Linked DNA regions of Homo sapiens: region 1 is linked to region 2. Evidence: chromatin loops called from intact Hi-C (ENCODE). Cell type or tissue: CD4-positive, alpha-beta T cell. All regions are shown on one strand. Each heading gives the region's core, and the rest is flanking DNA. Links, peaks and the distances in the headings are about the cores only. Region 1 has its middle 13 kb from the start of AIM2. Region 2 has its middle 30 kb from the start of KIRREL1.

What was found. A loop is a pair of places that touch in the nucleus more often than their neighbours do. Peaks named below come from ENCODE experiments on the same cell type or tissue, not always from the same donor. Only the 100,000 strongest peaks of a DNase experiment are listed, where the experiment ranks them.
Region 1: it touches region 2 in a loop (18-fold over the local background); 27 of 110 quality-filtered maps call a loop at or near these places.

Annotation. Positions count from the first base shown.
Region 1 is chr1:159,087,317-159,092,697 of GRCh38, reverse strand. It overlaps a transcript of AIM2 not described here. Among named protein-coding and RNA genes, the nearest start is that of AIM2, 13 kb to the right of the region's middle. In CD4-positive, alpha-beta T cell, for the core only: CTCF peaks have their summits at 3,111 and 3,316 (motif pointing right); DNase peaks (open chromatin) are centred at 447, 987 and 3,307.
Region 2 is chr1:157,961,213-157,966,593 of GRCh38, reverse strand. No RefSeq gene overlaps it. Among named protein-coding and RNA genes, the nearest start is that of KIRREL1, 30 kb to the left of the region's middle. In CD4-positive, alpha-beta T cell, for the core only: a CTCF peak has its summit at 2,804 (motif pointing left); DNase peaks (open chromatin) are centred at 2,763 and 4,093; H3K27me3 peaks cover 782 bases.

The sequences.
Region 1 (5,381 bases), core at 267-5,266, 1.1 Mb before region 2:
CAGGCAAGTAACCTATCCTCTTTCCTCTGCATCTTGGTTTCTCTGTCTGAACGTAGGTACAATTGTTCCTATTCCCAGAGTTGTGGCTGGGCCTAGAGAATACTTAGGACATGAGGATTCACCTCCTTCTCCACTTCCTGACATGATGTTGCCTATGCTTCCCCACCTCTCCCACCTTACCCTTCACCGTGTTCTTCCTTGTCCTCAGAAAATAAGCTTTAACCTCCTTCAGTCTGATAATGTGGGCCTGGGTCCAGAAGAGGGGCCAGTCTCTAATCTGTGTAATTGCGGAGTATGTTTTTGGAGTTTAACTTATTCATAGTTAGGGCTAAAATTGTTATCTGCTATTACAAACTCCTGCTGCATATATATATTTATAACATTTAGGCCATCTTCTACATATTATGTAGTAACTTAATTGTTTTCAGCTTATGCAACATGGTGAATCATTTCCTGAGTCACTTTGGTGGTTAGTCTCTTAGTTTTGCATGTTCAGATAATATTTTCATGTTTTACTGCTAAAATTGTGAATAGTCATTTATTTAAATGAGTTTATATATTTGTTTCCTACAGCAAATATCAGGAATTAGAATTGTTAGGTTATAATTGCCCTCTTTTTTCAATAATTTTTAATTCATGATAAGATGACTCACCTAAGGATTTCACTTAATTGTTTTTTTCCTTAATTTGAACATTAGAAATAGGACTATGTTTAGGGTGTGTGTGCCCTTGGGCAATCACCCTCTGTTTCCTGTGGCCCTGCTACATTGCTAACTTCAGTGGATACCATTTACTTTCTGTTTTGTGTATCCTTGAGGCCCCTTTCATGCTAGAATATTTTTATAGGTGACAGCAGTTTAAGCATCCACATTCTAAGCAGGCCCTTTTCAATAGAGAGGGACGAAGCCACCATTTTTGCTTTGGCAATTGCTGGTGTGTCAGTGAACACACACACACTCATAACATTTGTTACCACATCCTTTATACATCACCCCCTAAGTTACTCTCCAAATACCTTCCCCCAAGGGCATCCAGAGGGCAGGACTTCAGCTGGCTGCCTTGATTCATCCCATCCTACAGATTGCTGTCAACACAAGAGATGATCAGGATAATGTAACGATTGCACTTTGTAAGTATATAATTTTGTTCATTGTCACCAGTTACATGCTGGCCATCCTCAAGCATATAAGATAGTCTTGTAACTTGTGAATCTTCAGAAATCAGAGGAGTTTCTCCTCCTCTTCACTGCTGACAGTAGTCAAAAGGGACCCAGCCTAGAATAAGTAAAGGGAAAGGCAGAACCTGCCAAAGCACGTCGTGACAAGCATGTCATTGTGGACTGACTCTACCCAGCATTTTTTCAGTGGTTGTAATGCCACACATGGCTTTAAGGTATTAATAGGATTGGACACAAGCTTTTCTGTCTTCTACACTTATAAGACCAAGAATGGCTAAATATAAAAAATGTAACCTTTATCCTATCATTCTCTTTTCTAGCTGTATTATTTGTTACTTTATTAAGTAATGTTTAAAGTTATTTGTATTAATTATTTTTACCATTCTCAGGACCATACAAGCCAATTTCTACAAGACTAGCATTAGGATTGAGGTTTCTCATTTAATGGTGATTCATCTTTCCCACATACAGCCTGCCCCTTCATTCTGATGTTTCCATTTCAGCAAGAGACTGAAAGGGAAAGGAGGTCAATAGGAAGTTACTCAGGAAGAAGAATACCAGGAGGGAGTGATGGTGCTGAACACAAGGGAGCCATTTGAGGTGGAATCTTTGAAACTCAGACACTTTATGCTAATGTGGTAGAGGTTGCTTAGGGAAAGTCTTTAGCATCAATGTAAAAGACAATTTTAACTCAAAGAACGATCAAAAATTATTTCCCTGATGGTTTGCTAGAGTCAAAACATGCCTTACACATGTTTGATGCTGACTCTGACAGAGGGATCTGTGTCTCCAGTTACCATGTCAGGAGACTAGACAAACAGCTCATGGTAAAAAATAAAAGACAAATGAATAACCTCCCAAACACAACCTTGTAGGAAAAATAGTAAGAGTTTTCACCTTAAGGTAAAGTTTTGGACTTGGTCTGAAGTGTCCATAGAAGGCATTTAAATAAACATTTTTATTTAGAGATAGAAACAAAAACAAAAATTGAAAGGCATGGAATTTTAGTGGCGTGATGACAATTACAATGACAAAATTATGAAATGTGAAGCAGTCACACGCTTTCTAGCAGTATGCGAGAGAGACTGATTCATGGACTTTAAATTCATGTATTATTTTTACATTCTGGTATATTTTTGCACTTTATAGTCACATCTTTTTCTGGTGTATGTATCTTTACACTGCATTCCTGCACTTTATTTAAAGTGACAGTATTTGTGAATATGACTGAAGTTAAGAGTTGAATGTTGTCTTATGTTGGGTCCCCAAGAAACAGACTGTTAGATTTGCCTGCAAGAAGTTTATTAGAGGGTGCTCTTGGGAACACCTATAAAGGAGAGAGGGAAACTGGGTTGGGCGGAGGGAGAAGTTAAATTGCAGTGAGGGCTGCAGCCAATCCCCCTGGGAACCCTAGAGCTGGGATGGCCTCTAGTTATGCCTAAGTGAGGCAAGAAGGCTGTGACCTTGAACCTCCTCATAGACCCTAAATCCTTGGCTTCAGGCTTTCTCCATGGAAGGATGCAACCTTGGGGAAGGCAGTTCCCTTCAGCATAGGGCAGTCCTGGAACACAGACTCAGGTGTCAGCTGTAACACTTCTAGCAGCTGGGAAAATAGGCACTTTGGTTGTCTGGTTGAAGGGTCTAGGGTCCAGTTACTGAAAACAAATAGTTACTGAACTAAAAACCGATAGAATAGGTAGGGCAGAGATGAAAGAGCAGTGATTTATGGAAAGCTTAGAAGAATAACTTCGTCGTAGGAAACCATGTGTATATTCTTATGATTGTGTGATTCTGGGACTCAGGGTACATGTTTTGAGTGGCCATTTTTGTTTTGACTGGTACATAATTTAAAGAACTAAGCAGAGTGATCCTGTGTTTGTTTGTTTGGTTTTGCATTCAGCTATCCTGAGAGTAAAGGAGTGAAACTAGGAAAGAAACTTCTTAAGGGAGAACCAGATAGTGAAACTAAGCAGGGGAGCCTGTAGGTAAGGGGGTTGAACAAACAATCCAACACAGGGGCTTCTTTAAGCAAGTGACATGCTTTATGTCTACCTTCTGTGCTTCTATCCTGATCTACCTTGGTTTTTATCCTTTTGGTTATGGAGTTGAACTTCTTCATCTTGCCACCAGGAGGCAGTGTTTTTTAGTGCTTAGGAGGATGTGCTTTGGCTACACCAGATGAAGTTCAAATCTTATTTCTACCATTCACTAATTGTATGACCTTAGTCCATTCACAAACACCGCTAAGCCTCTATTTTCTCATCTATAAAATAAGAATAATGACGGTACTCACTTTGCAGGATTGTTAGGAATATTAAATTGAAATAATGCTTATAAGCACCTAGGTCAGAAGCTCACAGCTCGTCTCACTTGCCAGAAATGGTCTCTTTTTCCATCTCATACAAATGACAGTCCTTAACCAAGTTTTCTTAAGAAATTCGTCAGTGTTTTCTTTGAATAAAGTATGAAGGAGGGAAGTAAGATGTAATGGGTTTGGTGATGAACTAAGTTAAAATGTGAAAATGGAGATACCTGTGAACACAGCTGCTCTTAGTCATTGTTTCAGTCCATTTTGTGTTGCTTATAACAGAATACCTGAAACTGGGTAATTTATAAAGAAACAAAATGTATTTTTTACAGTTCTCGAGGCCGAGAAGTTCAAGGTTGAGGAGCCCATCTGGTGAGGGCCTTCTTGCTTGTGGGGACTCTGCAGAGTCCCCAGGCAGCAGAGAGCATCACATGGAGAGGCAGCTTAGTGAGCTAGCTCAGGTCTCTCTTCCTCTTCTTTTAAAGCCACAAGCCCCACCCCATCATAAGCTATTAGTCCATTAAGCCATTAATCCATTCATGAGAGCAGAACCCTCACGACTCATCACCTCTTAAAGACCCCACCTGTCAATATTACCACATCAGGGATTAAATTTCAACACGAGTTTTGAAGGAGACAAATATTTAAATCATGTCAGACATCAATACATAGAAAGAAAAAGCTGCAGTTACTTAGACACTGCAGTTTCATTGAAGCTGGTTCTTGGTGGAGGAACATCATTTGCCTCCATGGAGGCATATGTTTTGATATTGAATTGGGGAAAACCAGACTGAAGCTGTAAGTCATGCCCTTGGCATTATGAAGCAGCAAACATCGGGCCCAGCTGACTCATGCAGCTCCTGAATCCTGGCATTCCTTCCTCTCATGGTTCTAAGGCATGTTCTTTTATTGAAAAAACTTCTTGGCCACATGTTCAGGAAGATGTAGGATCCAAGTGTCAGAGACATAACTTCTGTGTCTCACATCTCACAGTCACATACCTCAAAGCCATTTTCCAGAGGCAGTTCAGTCACCCCCAGACCTCAAGCAGGCCTGATAACATCAAAAGCATCCTGTGCCTCATCTATGCCTCTTCCTCTTTTTCTGTCCACCCGATGTTCCACCTAGAGACTCAACTTATCACCAGTTATATTAAATCTTTCCACTATTTTGTAATTTCCCTTCATCTACTTTGTTAAATGAGAAACAGGAAAGAAGCAAGAATAAACTGAAAAATTTTTAATTATGCAAAAAAACTTAGGGATCAAAGGATCACTCTGGCAATGCAGAAATCTACCAAACTCTGCCACTTATCACTATTACATTTAAAAAAAGTAGACTTGGCTGGGCACGGTGGCTCACAACTAATTCCAGCACTTTGGGGGGCCAAGATAGGCGGATCACTTGAGGTCAGGAGCTCAAGACTAGCCTGGCCAACGTGGTGAAACCCCGTCTCTACTAAAAATACAAAAATTAGCTGGGCGTGGTGGTGGGCACTTGTAATCCAAGGTACTCCAGAGGCTGAAGCATGAGAATCGCTTGAACCCAGGAGGCAGAGGTTGCAGTGAGCCGAGATCACGCCACTGCACTCCAGCCCGGGTGACAGAGCAAGACTCCATCTCAAAAAAAAAAAAAAAAAGACTTTATCCAGAATAAAGAAAAAGCCTGGCATTGCTTTTTATAACACACAGATGGCATCATAGGTTATTAAGAATTTATTAATAATTGATTAATATAAATGGTGGGCTATAAATACCAGAATCGTCCTCCTGATCCCCCCATCCTTGTCTTCAGGTATACTTCCACAGTTCAGCACAAGTATGGTTCCTTCCACTGACACTTAAAGGTTAACTTAGTCTCAGCCATGGTGATCATTTTTTTTTTTTATCACAACCT
Region 2 (5,381 bases), core at 77-5,076:
GACACTGCAGTGTTGCCCTGCAGGACAAACTCCAAGTGGCCCAGAAGGTCAGCCCACCTTGGACCCCACATTTTTGTCAGATGACGCGGGAGACTTTTTGTTTCTGGTATCCTCATCCCTGGGGGCTCAGCCAGGTGGGTTGGCACCTGGGGTGTCTGCCCAGCTGGCTAGCAGAATTTGTATCACCGTGTGCAGACCTCAGCAGTAAATCAGCAGGTGTGAGGAATTTACCCCAGAGAGTGATCCAGCAGTGGCATGAATGAGTAATTTACAAAGCCCATTAAGGCGGCACAGAATTACTTATTTATGGGAACTTTTTGACAGATCTGCGGCTTAATCATTTATCCCTGTGAACATTTAGCCAGGGTCATTGGTAAATAATTCACTTATTACACACTCTGGAGTGGTTTATGGTACTGTGACTTATGATCTCACATGAGTTCGCAGCCGGGGAATTGGAATGTGAAGGCCGGGGAGGGGAGGGGAAGTGGAGGCCTCTGGATGCAGGCCCCAGTAGAAAGGCCGTCTGCTCTAAGTCAGCTTGATGTTACAGCACAGGAGGATTTTAGTCCCCAGTCTAACCTTTGGGGAGACAGTGAGGGAAGGAAATAGGTATTAAGAGAATGGTCTGAAAATGCTAGGTCTTAGCTCCAGGCAGAGCGAGGACAGACTCCAGCTTCACTAGCTCTCCGGGGCCTAGTGGGGAAATCTGAATGCCCCAGCCTGACATTCAAGATCCTCCAGGAACTGTCCCCATTCCTTCCCAGTCTTATCACTCATTACTTATCTCAGCAGCGCCACGGGGGCTGATATCTCACATATCTCCCCCGCTCCCCAAGAATTTGCTCGTGGCACTCCTCCTGCCTGCCTGCCCTTCTCTTCTTTTGTCTAACTGCTACTTAATATTCAGCTTTCAGCTCAAAGCCCATCTCTGCATGAAGCCTTCTTACACTACTTCAGCTACGTTCACGACCTCCATGAAGTTCTTGAAAACTTGCAAAGTACCATGCACACATGAAGCACATTACACATGCCATTGATTAGCCGGCTCCCCTGGCTAGACTAGGTGCTCCTTCAGCACCAGGACTCAGACCCCAGTGAACATGGTCCCATGAAAGTTAGCCCAGAGCCTTTCCCACAGTGAGTTAAATGAACATGGGCTGTTGTTGATGATGGTGATAATAGGAGGATGCTCATGAAGATGGCTGTCAGGCTGACTTCCTCAGCATCACACCATGGCCTCTCTTCTCTGTCCCACATGTTCCCCAGGCCCCAAAGACAGTGGAAGCAGGTGATCACATCTCTAAGGTTCCTCAAGAGTCTAACTGATACCATAAGTGGAGAGAGGCACTTATGTTGGGATGGAGGAGGAGTGCATTTGGGCCTGCTCACCAGAGAGGAGTCAAGTTAAGGGGGAAAGGAAATCCAGGTGCAAGCACCAAGCCCCACCCTCTTATTGAAGATCCATCCCAAGCCACACCTGACTTGCCCATAACCTTCCAGGAAGACCCTACAGATTCCAAATGTGTTTCCCAGACCTCTAGTTTAAGGAGATTAGCTTGACTTCTTGAGGTTTAGTCCAGTTAAATAAGGTCTTCTACCTTTGTATCAATACCAATTGTTGCCCAGATGGTAGAAAGATTTAGCAAGATGGCTTCCTCTTCCCATTGGAGTTTTTAGATCTCCAATGGGAAGACACAGGAGATAATTTACTGTCTTGCCCACCAGGAAATCCTTCCTAAAGTCTAGTCTCAAGCAGTTTTGCTATAATGGTCAAGAAGAAGCATAGGATACTGAGCAACTTGTATTCCAGGAAGGGAAAGCCTGGGCTTGCCTGAGGTGAGTTGGGAGATGAGAAAAGATAGAAACAAGGTTGTTCCTAAGCACAGTGCTCTGTTCTTCCCTAGGTCTCAGGGAATTTGAAACAGGTTTCTAATCACTGCGTAGAGTGGTCAGAGCCATATGGTTTGTTACCTTATTCACACGTTTTTATGTGCTCCCATAACAACCTTGTCAAGTAGGTATTCTTGTGAGTTTCTATTACTGACTGAATTGTGTCCTCCCTAAATCTATATGTTGAAGCCCTAACCCCAGTGTGACTATTTGGACACAGAGCCTTTAAAGAGTTAATTAAGGTGAACTGAGCTCATAGGGGTAGAGCCTTAATCCTTACAGGACTGGTGTCCTTATAAGAAGAGAATAGACATCAGATCTCTCTCTCTCTCTCTCACTCTCTCTCTCCTTCTTTTGCCTTTCACGCGCACAAAGGAAAGGCCATGTGAGGACATAACAGGAAGGCAGCTGCCTGCAACCCAGGAAGAGAGGAACCAGAACCTAACATGCTGGTACCCTAATCTTGGACTTCCAGCCTTCAGAACCATAAGGCAATAAGTTTCTGTTGTTTAAGCCACCTGGCCTGTGGCGTTCTGTTACTGCAGCCTGAGCTGATGAGACAGCTTCCTTTTACAGGTGAGAAAATTAAGGCTCACGGCAGAGAAATGGCTTGTCCAAAGTCATCCAAATAGCAGGTGAAATAAGGACTGGATGCTAGCATGGATGGACCAGATCCTGCAGACTCCATCCCAGGATGGAACTCTGGAGTCTAGACCCTGCATCTGGCAGTCTCCCTGCTGGCTCTTCTGCTGTGCATTCCTGTTACAGCTTCTCTGTCAACTCTGCACTCCCACTCCAAACATCCTACACTTTGGGTTGCTTCTCCCCTTCTCTCCGCTCAGTGCTCATCAGGTTTTGTGGTTCTGTGGTGTGGTGCTGCCATCTGCTGGCAGGAGGCACCCGCTGCCCTAACTGCCAGGGCGGGATTTTCTTTCTATTTTATTTTATTTATTTATTTTTTGAGACAGAGCCTCCCTCTGTCGCCCAGGCTGGAGTGCAGTGGCACGATCTCGGCTCACTGCAACCTCCGCCTCCGGGTTCAAGCGATTCTCCAACCTCAGCCTCCTCAGTAGCTGGGAGTGCAGGTGCACGCCACCACACCCGGCTAATTTTTGTAATTTTAGTAGAGACGGGGTTTCACCATGTTGGCCAGGATGATCTTGAACTCCTGAGCTCAAAAGATAGCCCGACTCGGCCTCCCAAAGCGCTGGGGTTACAGGCGTGAGCCACAGCCTGGCCTGGGATTTTCTTTACCATGTCTCTCTCTTACTTCCACATACCGTCCACCTCTCCCTCCTAAATCCAATCCCTTTCACTCTCTCCTGTAGGCAGGTGGCTAATATGATAGGTTCCTGGAGGAAAAATAAAATAAAATAAAAGGAAGCAGGTACAGATAACTATCTTTGAGAAGAAAATGGATTACAAAAGGGAAAAGACGGTTGATTCCCAAGGGGTGAAGTCCCCACAGAGTGTCAAACCAGACCCTCCCAGGGTAGGTCAGAGAGCTGGGGGAGGTCTGAGGCAGTGGGCATGGTGCCCTTTGGCTTTGATCACAAACAGAAGCACTGAAGACCTCCCTGCCTGTCCTATGGAGGTGGCAGGAGCTCCTGGAAAGCCTGTAGGAAGAGGCTACTAGGAATAAAATTCTATCTATCTATCTATCTATCTATCTATCTATCTATCTATCTATCTATGAGAGAGCACTCTGTCATCCAGGTGGGAGTGTAGTGGCACAATCACAGCTCACTGCAGGCTTGACCTCCGAGCTCAGTCCCATGACACCTGGGACTACAGGTGTCATGCCTGGCTAATATAAAAAATATTTTTGTACAGACGGGGTTTTGCTATGTAACCCAGGCTGGTCTCGAATTCCTAGGCTAAGGTGATTCTCCTGCCTCAGCCTCCCAAAGTGCTGGGACTGTAGGCATGAGCTGTCATGCCCAGCCTACTATCCCTTTATTCCAGAGAATGAGGGTGATCTTGCTGACTGGTTTCTGTTACGTACTCTCCCATAGTGACATGTGCAGTAAATAATCCCACCTCATTTGACAGATGCGGAAACCGAGTATCAGTGTGGTTTATCAATCCACAGATTAGTGTGGATGAATGATATCATACTTTGGGGGTGTGGCTATTGAGCCGGGAATGTACTGCAAGGGCATCTGAAAGCTCTGACTCATCTCATGCCAGAGTGTGAAATATTAAAGTCAGTGCTTAGGAGAGATCTCACTTTCTTCTCTCCACGCAAACCCTAGCTTCAGTGTCTCTCTGTGAGGTCACCCAGAGTCTGGTTCATATGGCTAAGAGTCACATATTACAGGCACAGCCACAGCCAGCAGTTGGCATCTGCTCTCCTGTGTCAGCAAGGCTCAAGGCAGGAGAAGCAGATTGGTGAATGGGAGCCAGGAGAAGAGTGCAGAGAGGGGGAATGGCCAAGGGGACTGAGCATAAAGGAAGGGAAGGTCATACAGAAGGGAAAAATACACACATAAAATAGAAAGAACAGAGGACTTTGACTTTGGAGTTACCAAGCTGTGTGTCTTCAGGGAATTCTTCTTCATCTGTAAAGTGGGCATAATACAGTCGTGTCTGCCTCACACATCTATTTTGAAAATTAAGTGAGATAACATGAGTGAAACCACCAGCCCCAGTGTTCAACTCACAGTCAGCCTGAGTAAGCGTTTGTTGAATCTGAAACCATGAAAGGGAGCGGGCTGATTCATTGTCCCCTCATGTCCTGGGACTACTGACCTATATTAACATGAATATACTGGCAGCCAATCATCACATGCGCTACAACACCTCCTGAATGAAGGCTCTGACACAGTCCCAGCGTTCCAGAAGCCAGGAGGTGGTCTTGCTCCCTCCAGCTTTGCTCTTCACAGGCACGGCTTTGCCACATTCCTCTAAATGCATCAGCGTCACAGAAGCCATGTCCTGTATGCCAGAATGGAGCAGATTCCAATTAGGAGCCGCAGGGAGTCACATGCCTTCAAATGGAACGGGGTAATTTTGATAATTTTTTTTTTTTTAGATGGAGTTTAGCTATTGTCATCCAGGCTGGAGTGCAAAGACATGATCTTGGCTCACTGTAATCTTTGCCTCCCGGGTTCAAGAGATTCTCCTGTCTCAGCCTCCCTAGTAATTGGGATTACAGGTGCTCACCACCATACCCAGCTAATTTTTGTATTTTTAGTAGAGACAGGGTTTTGCCATGTTGGCCAGGCTGGTCTTGAACTCCTGACTTCAGGTGATCCACCTGCCTCGGCCTCCCAATATGCTGGGATTACAGGCGTGAGCCACCGTGCCTGGCCAATTTTGGTAATTTTGTTTCCTGGGAAGGACAATACATTTACATGGCTTTGCAACATGACTACAAAGCCTTGGATTTAGAGTCAGGAATCTGGCTTATGGTCCAATGTCTTGATCACTACCTGTATCACTACCTGGGCAAAATAGGACAAGTTGGTTTCCCTGGCTCTAAGCCT